Regions from separate parts of the Homo sapiens genome. Here region 1 is linked to region 2. A link is a contact called in ENCODE Hi-C data. All regions are on one chromosome and are shown on one strand. The core of a region is the stretch at or near the end of the contact, and the rest is flanking DNA. Distances in the headings are between cores, read along the strand shown. Region 1 holds the start of PDLIM1 (PDZ and LIM domain 1). Region 2 has its middle 18 kb from the start of PCGF5.

Region 1 (4,261 bases), core at 973-3,472, 4.1 Mb before region 2:
CTCACCACAACCTCCACCTCCCGGGTTCAAGTGATTCTCCTGCCTCAGACTCCCGAGCAGCTGGGATTACAGGCATGCGCCACCACGCCCGGCTAATTTTTGGTATTTTCAGTAGAGATGGGTTTCTCTATGTTGGTCAGGCTGGTCTCGAACTCCAGACCTCAGGTGATCCGCCCACCTTGGCCTCCCAAAGTGTTGGGATTACAGGTGTGAGCCACCGTGCCCGGCCCTCCACTTGGATTTCTAAAAGCAAACAAACTATTCCCAAACATAGGCATTTGTGCTGTCACACAATTGGACAAGCAAGATAATCTTTTTATGTGTAAATCTGTGCACAGGGCTCTTCAGTAGGTAGGCCAGGATCACAGGGAGACAGAGCTGCACAGGGAACAAACTCATTGAGCATGGGCTCTATGCCAAGCACTGTGCTGGGGCCTGGGTACCAGGATGAATGGGTGCCAAGAAAACTGCGAAGAAACTGGGCCCAGAGAGGGTAAGTGGTCCTGAGGATGGCCAATGTGTTATATACATTAAGTACTATGTGCCAGGCACTATTCTAGGCACTGGGGCACAGCAGTGATCTAAACAGATAAAAACCCCTGTCCTTATGGAATTAATGCTTAAGAGTGGGGGTGGAACAAATAAATATACAAAATATAGAGAATGCCAGATGGTGATACATACAAAAGAAAAAAATAAGGCAGGGGAAGGTAATAGAGCATTCTAGAGAGGATATCTTAAATGATGCTCAGAGATGACCTCAGAAAATGACATTTGCATTTTTTTTATTTTTTAGTTTTTGAGATAGGGTCTCACTCTGTCACCCAGGCTGGAGTACAGTTGCACGACCACAGCTCACTGCAGCCTTGACCTCTCCGGCTCAAGCCATCCTCCCACCTCAGTCTCCCTAGAAGCTGGGACAGGTGTGCCCCACCAAACCTGGTTAATTTTTATTTTTTTAAATTTTTTTGTAGAGACAGGGTCTTGCCGTGTTGCTGGGGCTGGTCTAGAATTCCTGGGCTCAACTGATCCTCCTGACTCAGCCTCCCAAAGTGCCGGGATTCCAGGCGTGAGCCACGTGTCCGGCCCCTAGAAAATGACAGAGAGTGGTGGGGATGTCTGGGAGAACAGCATTGCAGACAGGGCCCTGAGGCAAGGCCCTGAGTTAGGAGCAAGGAGCACAGCCTGGCAGACTGGGGGGCAGGTGAGGAAAGGGCAGGAGGAGTTGGGGTCAGAGAGGGAGTTGGGGCCATTCTAGGGGTGGCCTTGTAGGCATTGTAAGGATCTGGGTTTTCACTGGTGGTGAGGTGGGGACGCCATGGACAGCATGAGAAATGGTCTGGTCCGGCGTGGAGAATGCACTCCACCGGGAGGGCGTCAGGGGGAGCCTGGCTAGGAAGCTGGTGGGAGGCTGGGAATCCAGGTCCCGGACTCAGCTCTTCTTTTGCATTGACTTGGCCCTTGGCCCGCCCCAAACTTGAGGTTTGAACTGTTGAGGTCAGAACCTACCATGAACTCCAGCCTGGAGGAAAGATTTCTAGGAAGGCCTTGAAGTTCAGTTATAACCTGAGTGATGGTCTCATTAGCATTATAAAAGTTCCAGGATGGGGTTCTGCAGCACTGGGCCCGGGCAGTGGTCCAGATGCTGACGAGTGGTGTAGCGTCGGGCAAGTCTTCTCACCTACTGAGCAGACTCAGTTACTTCATCTGTAAAATGGGACTAAACGTCCCGGTTGCCTCAGCATCAAATGAGATCGTTCGAAAGCACCTTTTAAACATCATTACCGATTACAAAAAGCAAATGGGAAGTCGGAGCCGACCTCAGAGGGCTGACTTGGCACAGCACTTCAAATTTCTCGTTTTACAAAGCACGAGGCGCGAGTTTGTCTCGCTGTCAGGACCTGCTTCCCTCTCACCTAGCACCCGCCCCGGGCCCGAGAGCCGCGGTGCGGCCGTGCGTACAGGAGGGAGGGAGGCGGTGTGGGGTCCCGGGCAGAGCTGCTGAGAGCCCCGGCCCCGCATCTGACTCGCGCTCTCTCGGCGGGACTCCGGGCCAGGGCCCCCAGGCCGGCGCGCAGGGCGGGGAGCGGCTGCGGGCGGGAGGACGGGCGGGGCGGCGGGCGGCTACGCGGCCTGGGCGGAGCCGCCCCCGCCCTGGCCCTCGCGGTTGCCCTGCCCCCGCCAGCCCCAGGCTCCCCGGGCCCGCGCCGCGCCGCTCTTTCTCCGACAGCCGCCGGGGGTGCCCTGCAAGCTGTTCCGCGCGTCCTGCCCGTCTGTCCCCGCGGGTCGTCGCCCGCCACAGCCGCGCCATGACCACCCAGCAGATAGACCTCCAGGGCCCGGGGCCGTGGGGCTTCCGCCTCGTGGGCGGCAAGGACTTCGAGCAGCCTCTCGCCATTTCCCGGGTAAGAGCAGCTGGGACGTGCGTGGAAGCGGGGCGCTATGGGAGGTGATATGCGGAGACTGGGGCCCCGCGGGCGCGGTCGGGGACGGAGTCGGAACCGCAGCCGGGCGCGTCCAGGTGCGCTGTTAGTTGAGCGCTCTCCGCGCGCCCGGGCCCCGCCGCTCCCCGCCGCCCCTTCGCGGAGGCTGCGCTCCCGGGCTGGTCGGCCCGCCGCGGGCGCGCTCCGTGTCCGCCAGAAAAAAAGAAGGCAGTTTTCGTTCTTTGGCCCCGGAAGCGCGGCGGGGCGGGTGTTAGTTCTTTGTCAACCAGCGAGGGGACGAGGGTCCCCGCAGATCCCGCGCGCTGGGAGATGGCACTTCTCCCTTCTTCCCAGATCGCAGTGCAGCCGAACGCAACAGGAAAGACCTGGAAAGTGAGGTGGGGTGGGTGGGAAGTTTACTGGGGTGGGGGGCAAGTGGGATTAACCTAAAAAAACAACCGAAACACGCTCTTTGGACTTGACCCACGGCCGAGGCTCGCCCCTCGAATGGCTTTTGGAGAATGTGCTGGATTCGGGAAATAAACACAACAAACAAACTCAAGTAAACCCTCTTGGTCATTCTCCCCTCTGCAGAACGTGGCCCCGCCGTCATTCTTCCTAGCATTCCCAGATTATCTCTTTCCCCTCCCCGCACCAGCCCTTTTTTCTCAGGGCATGAGTAGATACTGCGATGGGGTGTCCACCTGGGGTGGGGTTGAGGTGCTTGAAATCTAAGAGGGGCTTCGGATCTTTAGAAGGACTCACGTTGAATCAGGGGCCACCAGAACCATTGCCCCCCTAATAAAGTGAAACCCCCAGGGAGACCCAGACTCAGTGTTCAGAGGTCTGGGCTTTGGCCATTTAATCTGGCCAAACACAGGTTGATGTCCCACTAAGAGATGTCACGTTCAGTGCTTGGGCACCAAGAAGAGACTCAGTAAGTACCTCGAATGAGGAAAGGGAGAAAAAGAAGTCCCCTTTCTCCCCACCCATGGCCACTCCTTGCCTGTAGGCGGCACATTCCATTCTTGGGCTCATCTGCCTGCTGAAGCTGCCCTTCAGCTTGTCTCCCAGACTTTCTAAACATCCTTCTTTTTCACTTGGGGTTGGGGGAAGGGTGGAGAAGAAAGGGAAATATCCTTATGGATCCTTTTGACTCAAGCTCCTGCGTCCAGCAGCTGAAGGAGTTTGGTGGGAGGTGCAGGAGAAGAATTGGTGGCCTCCTCTTGACTTGTCTGCCAGCCACAGTCCTACCCATGCTTCTTTCCCGGTTGGCCTGGCCCAGTGAGGAGGTCTTCTCTATCTCACCCCCCTAAAAGAGTAGGCGGGCCAGTTTTTGGGCCTTATCTTCCACCTGTTTGCCTCGTCCCACAGAGACCTCTGATTATTCTCAAAGGTACACACTGCCTTTCCAGCCACCAGCCTAATTCCTCAAGCGCAGGAACTGTGCCTTCCCCAGAATCGTCCCCGAGCCTGGTAGCAGACCTGTACCTGGCCGGGCTGGGTAAATCCTTGCAGGCTTATTAATAAATGCTTGTCCAGGGAGGACATTGTGTCTGCACATTTCAACTCGCTTACCTCATAGTCCATTTGTCCCTGTTCTTTGTGTCTATAATTAACCTGTCAGCCCTCTCCACTTCTGAGATTTATATATGACATGAAACCCTTTTTTAAGTAGTGGAGGATGTATTGGCAATCTGTTAAAAGGGCAGTTACTGCCTTTCACTTTAGCTGCTTTTAAAAGTCTTAATGCATGAGTGAATGATGGAATGGGGTGGAAAACACCACACTGTGAATTCATTGGTTTTTACCTTCATATATTCACTCATTTATTATTT
Region 2 (4,662 bases), core at 2,153-4,652:
CTATGTATTCCAAATTTTAAGAAACATTATTTCTGGTATTTTATGAGAAAGAAGTTAAAACTTGAACATCAAGGAAATCTTTCACCATTGTGCCCAGATAAAGGCATTTATTACATTTCTTGATCTTGGTGACCTACACAGAATCAAAACAATACCCAAAGTACTCATTTTCACAAAAGACAGTGAGGCAGTGAAAGGAGGAAGAAATCTGAAGAAGAGAGAGAAAAAGGGCAGGACGTGGCAATAATGAGTTGGCAGTGGGGAACTTTTGTTATGTACAACTATTTTTATCCTCAGAGCTCTCCTTCTTTGCATTTTCTGGGTTCTCATGTTTATCATCTTCCAAGACTTGAGAACCAAACATTTGTCTGGAAAGGAATGGCTCTACCATTTCATATCCACTTATTCTGTGTTTTAGTAACTTCCAAACAGGCTGTTTGTGAAAATGTGCCTGGAACACAATAGTAAATAAAATAGACCTGGCCTGGTCATCATAGAGTCTGCATTCTAGAAGAATTAAATTAATATCTATGAAGTAAATATTAGTTAAAAGTATATAAGACAGTTACTTGAGTGCAATCATCTAACAAAAGGAGGAAAGACTAATGTAAGGGTTTTTTTTTAAATGAAAACCTTAATTCAGATTAAGGTTTAATTAAAACCTAATCCAATAAGTTCAATTTATTATCCAATGCTGGAATCCCATCTAAGACATCCCTAACAGCCCTCTTCCCTATTGCAAAGCTTGTCAGAATATTTTATGAGGAGTAAAGAGTAGACATAAACTTATGCAAATTAAACATTATATTCATAATTCTAAAAGTTTAATCTTTATAAAAGCAAATCACTATTCAAAAACATGTTCTCTAAATGTTATCACTACCTTATCTGTAGTTCTGGTTACAGATATTAGAACATTTTTATGATTTTGTGGTGTCATGCTTCACAAACTCAACAATAAACATCAAATAGTTGTACAATCACTTATGAAAACTGCATAAAAGTGTTAAATTAGCTTACACTGACATAACGCTCATTTCAGAAATGTGGGCCTGACTGAAATCATTAGGTTCACAAAAATTAAACAGCCTAAAACAATCAGGTTTAAAACTTTTAAATATATACACTTGTTTTTGTTGTTGACAAATTTCCTATATTAAAAGAATAAAGGATCTATAAAATTTATTTCAATTTCAAATTTACAATGGAAATGAAAAATGTTAAGAGAACGGAGAAAACAATAGGAAAGAAAATTTCCATTAATATAGGTAATTGGTTTATCAGGATGTAGTTTTCAAGAAATTAAAAACATGAGTCTTGTACAAATATATATTAAGCATATGTCAAAAATTTATTTTAACTCAGCAGGATGGCACATCTGGTTCAATGTAATACAGGAAAGACTGAAGTGTATACAGTCAATGAAATACAGAATACTGAAATAAGATTGCTAATTTAGAAATAAAACTAGTTACTATCCTATAGGGCAATAAAACTATAACCTTTGGGGTTATCTTCTTTATCAGACAGAAGTCATTTGCAGGGGATCAATCTACAAATTAACATCTAACTTCATAGAATCTGGATCCTAATAAAAAGTAAGTTAAACAAAGGAACACTTTCCTAGAGAATTACATGATCCTTGGCTGGTGTCTTAAGTGCTCCAAGAAAACGCTAAAAAGACATGCAATCATCCTGTGCCTTATTCCCAAATGTTGGATAATTTTCCTAAACATTTTAATATGCAACAAAACCTTGGCTATACAAAGCCCTGCTGAATGGGTTAGTCTTGATAGTGGCATGCTCTAGAGACCTAAATTAGCCCTTAAAATGCTTAGTACCAAGGGGTTTGCTGGTAGATTGTGGCTGAACACTTCCCCTGCCCCTACCTCCATCAAGGCTGCAAAGTCACCATTTTTGTTTGTTTGCTTTCTTGCTTTTTTAAATCATGTTTGGCCTGTATTCTGCATCAGAAAATTTGCTGCTTACCCTGTATTGTTTTTAGTCATTTTCACAAACACATTTCTTTACTGTTTTTCTTCCTTTGAAAATATCCCCTCATCTGAACATTAATCATGTCAACCTTTTAAGCAAAGAATGATCTAACTCCTTCAACATAAATACATCTAAAAGTTGAGTCACAGTTTGATAGTAAGCATATTATATAGCATAAATGGCCAATCTTTTCGCCTAACTACCCCTTGCCCCAACATTAAGAAGCACATTGAAAATAACTTACTATTTAAGATCAATAATTAGTTAATAACCTCTATTTACTGAAACCAATTAAGTACAAGAAGGAAGTTTTCAAGGCTTCTAAGGAGTCAAATATAGTAACAACTTCTGGCTGTATATTATATTACAGTATCCCTCATTTAGACTCTTAATAATTAACAGTAACGATGACTACTATGCAATGACTACTCACTATGTGCCAAATACTGTGCTAAGAGCTTACAAATTTATCCTATTTAATCCTCACAACAATCCTGTTAACTACTTTGTATTATTTGCCTCATTTTTCAGAAGAATAAACTGAATCACAGGGAATTAAATTAACTCTCTCAAGGTCACAATGGTGGGTTTTACTGAAATCATTAGGTTCACAAAAATTAATCAGCTTAAAACAATCAGATCACAACGGTGGTGGATTCAAATCCAGGTTATTTTGCTTCAGAGTCTATAGGCTTAACCACCATACTACATCAAAAAAGACAGAAGAACCATAAAAACAGATACATCGACCATCATCATCATAGCACTTATACAGCACATTTTATACGAAGGCATGGTTCTAAGCAGTGAACATATAAAAACTTATTTATTTCTCACAATAATCCTAGGGGGTGAGTACAATTATTCTTCTCAATTTGGGAAAGAAGAAATTGAGGCAAACAGTGGTTACACCTGGTCACAATGCTAATAAAATGCAAGGCTTGGATATAATCCTGGACAGTGTAGCTCCCAAGTCCAGGACCCTCCCTTGATGCCACCCTGCTTCTTCTAACAATTTCAAAAGCATAGTGCCAGTAAACAGTCCTAACACTTCAGAAACTCTGAGGTTGGAAATCACCACATTAAAGCACAGAACCTTAACTAAATGTTCATCACTATGATCAAAAGTCATCAAGAACAGATTAAAAGGTTTTCATTCAGCCTTGTTAAGAAGGCAAAAAAGTAACACACTTAAACAAAATTTCATCCAAGATGGGTTTCTTAAAAAAAAAAAAAAAAGGTTTTCTGGAAAATGAACTCAATACAGAACAAATGAGGTGTTACAGTAGTGTTAAAAAATCTTTCTGCAGACATTGTTTTTGTTCTTGCTGCCTTGGGGTTTCTCAGAATTCCCTCAGGGGCTGTGGGTGGAGGGAGGAGGGGAGAAGATAGTTCTCCACTCCACCTTCAAACACATAACTCTGTTTACGTATTTTTTTTACACATTGGGCTTCCTGGTAAGCTTTCACTTTGATGGGACCTAAGCTCCTGTTTATGATTTGAATGAGTTCCCCAAATTTCATGTGCTGATAACTTAATCTTCAAATTCATACGTTGATGGCATTTAGAGGTGGGGCTTTGGGAGGTAATTAAGATTAGTAATGTCACTGGGGGGACCATGATAGGACTAGTGGCTTTACATGAAGAGAGACCTGAGCTGACACACTCAGCCCCTCACCATGTGATGCCCAGCTCAGAAGGTTGCAGAGGGTCTCCACCGGCAAGAAGGCCCTCACCAGATACCTCACCCTTGGATGTCCCAGCCTCCAGATACGTAAGCAATACATTTCTTTCCTTTATAAATTGCCCAGTCTCAGGTATTCAGCTGTAGCAACAGAAAACAAACTAAGACAGCTCCCATGAAAATGTGGTCTAAGTGGGCAGCTCTTCTCACTTTTATAAAACTTTCCCCATCACCTCCCTGGTGTCTCAGGAGTTCCACTTCACACTATTTTTCCATTTGCCTCTTGAATCTTGTGCTTGCCCAAGCTCTGACCATTCTCCCACCTGACCCTCCCCCTTTCCACTTCCCTCTGTCAACAGTAATCACGAACACAGCTAATGTTATCAACCTCCTACACAGCAAGCTCTAGGTTAATATTTTTACATCAATTACTTCATTGAATGCTCTCAACACCCTTATGAATTGGGTTCTATAATTGGCCCCACCGTATACAGGAAGAAACCAAAGCTTAATTTGCCCACTGTCCAATGACCACAAAGTGATGAATATAGGATAAACTAGATTGCCCACTAGAAAGGCCCCCAACTCTTCACCAGTACACAATCCTGCCTCTCAGCCTCTGCCAATTATGTTCAAATCTCCCACTGAGACTGTGTTCAAGACTCAATATCTTAAAAACAAAACAAAACAAACAGCACCTTCCCTTCTGGCACAGTCCCTTATAGCAGCACCTCAACAATGACAAATGCAATGCACAGCTTTCAATGCAATCTCATCCATACCTGTTGATATTAATGCTTATAAAATCTTCTCTTCTTCTTTCAAACATATATGCGCACTTCCCAGAAAGGGGCTACATCCCCTGTTCTTTCTATACCCTCACTCTCTCTTAACTAGATTAGTTGAACAATTTTGGGCACCGAGTAGGAAGATATTAATAATCAGCATAAAGAACCCTGGTCAGTAGTCAGGATACCAGAGTT

Evidence for each region. A loop is a pair of places that touch in the nucleus more often than their neighbours do. Pooled maps may share reads with other maps.
Region 1: a map with no recorded cell type shows a loop between it and region 2 (6-fold over the local background). The contact joins the promoter of PDLIM1 here to the enhancer-like site in region 2. A Hi-C loop is called at or near these places in 2 of 37 single-sample maps with no recorded cell type and 2 of 50 pooled maps.

The regions. Positions count from the first base shown.
Region 1 is chr10:95,288,964-95,293,224 of GRCh38, reverse strand. It overlaps PDLIM1 (PDZ and LIM domain 1), which reads left to right and starts at 2,222. Exons shown (of 7, transcript NM_020992.4): 1 at 2,222-2,405. The coding sequence starts at 2,310. RefSeq lists silencers at 152-221, 1,865-1,944, 1,995-2,384, 2,435-2,534, 2,555-2,664 and an enhancer at 3,386-3,705.
Region 2 is chr10:91,200,296-91,204,957 of GRCh38, reverse strand. It overlaps a transcript of PCGF5 not described here. Among named protein-coding and RNA genes, the nearest start is that of PCGF5, 18 kb to the left of the region's middle. Within about 2 kb of position 3,402, at least 5 of the 41 ENCODE cell types and tissues checked have a DNase peak (open chromatin) inside an H3K27ac peak, as active enhancers do.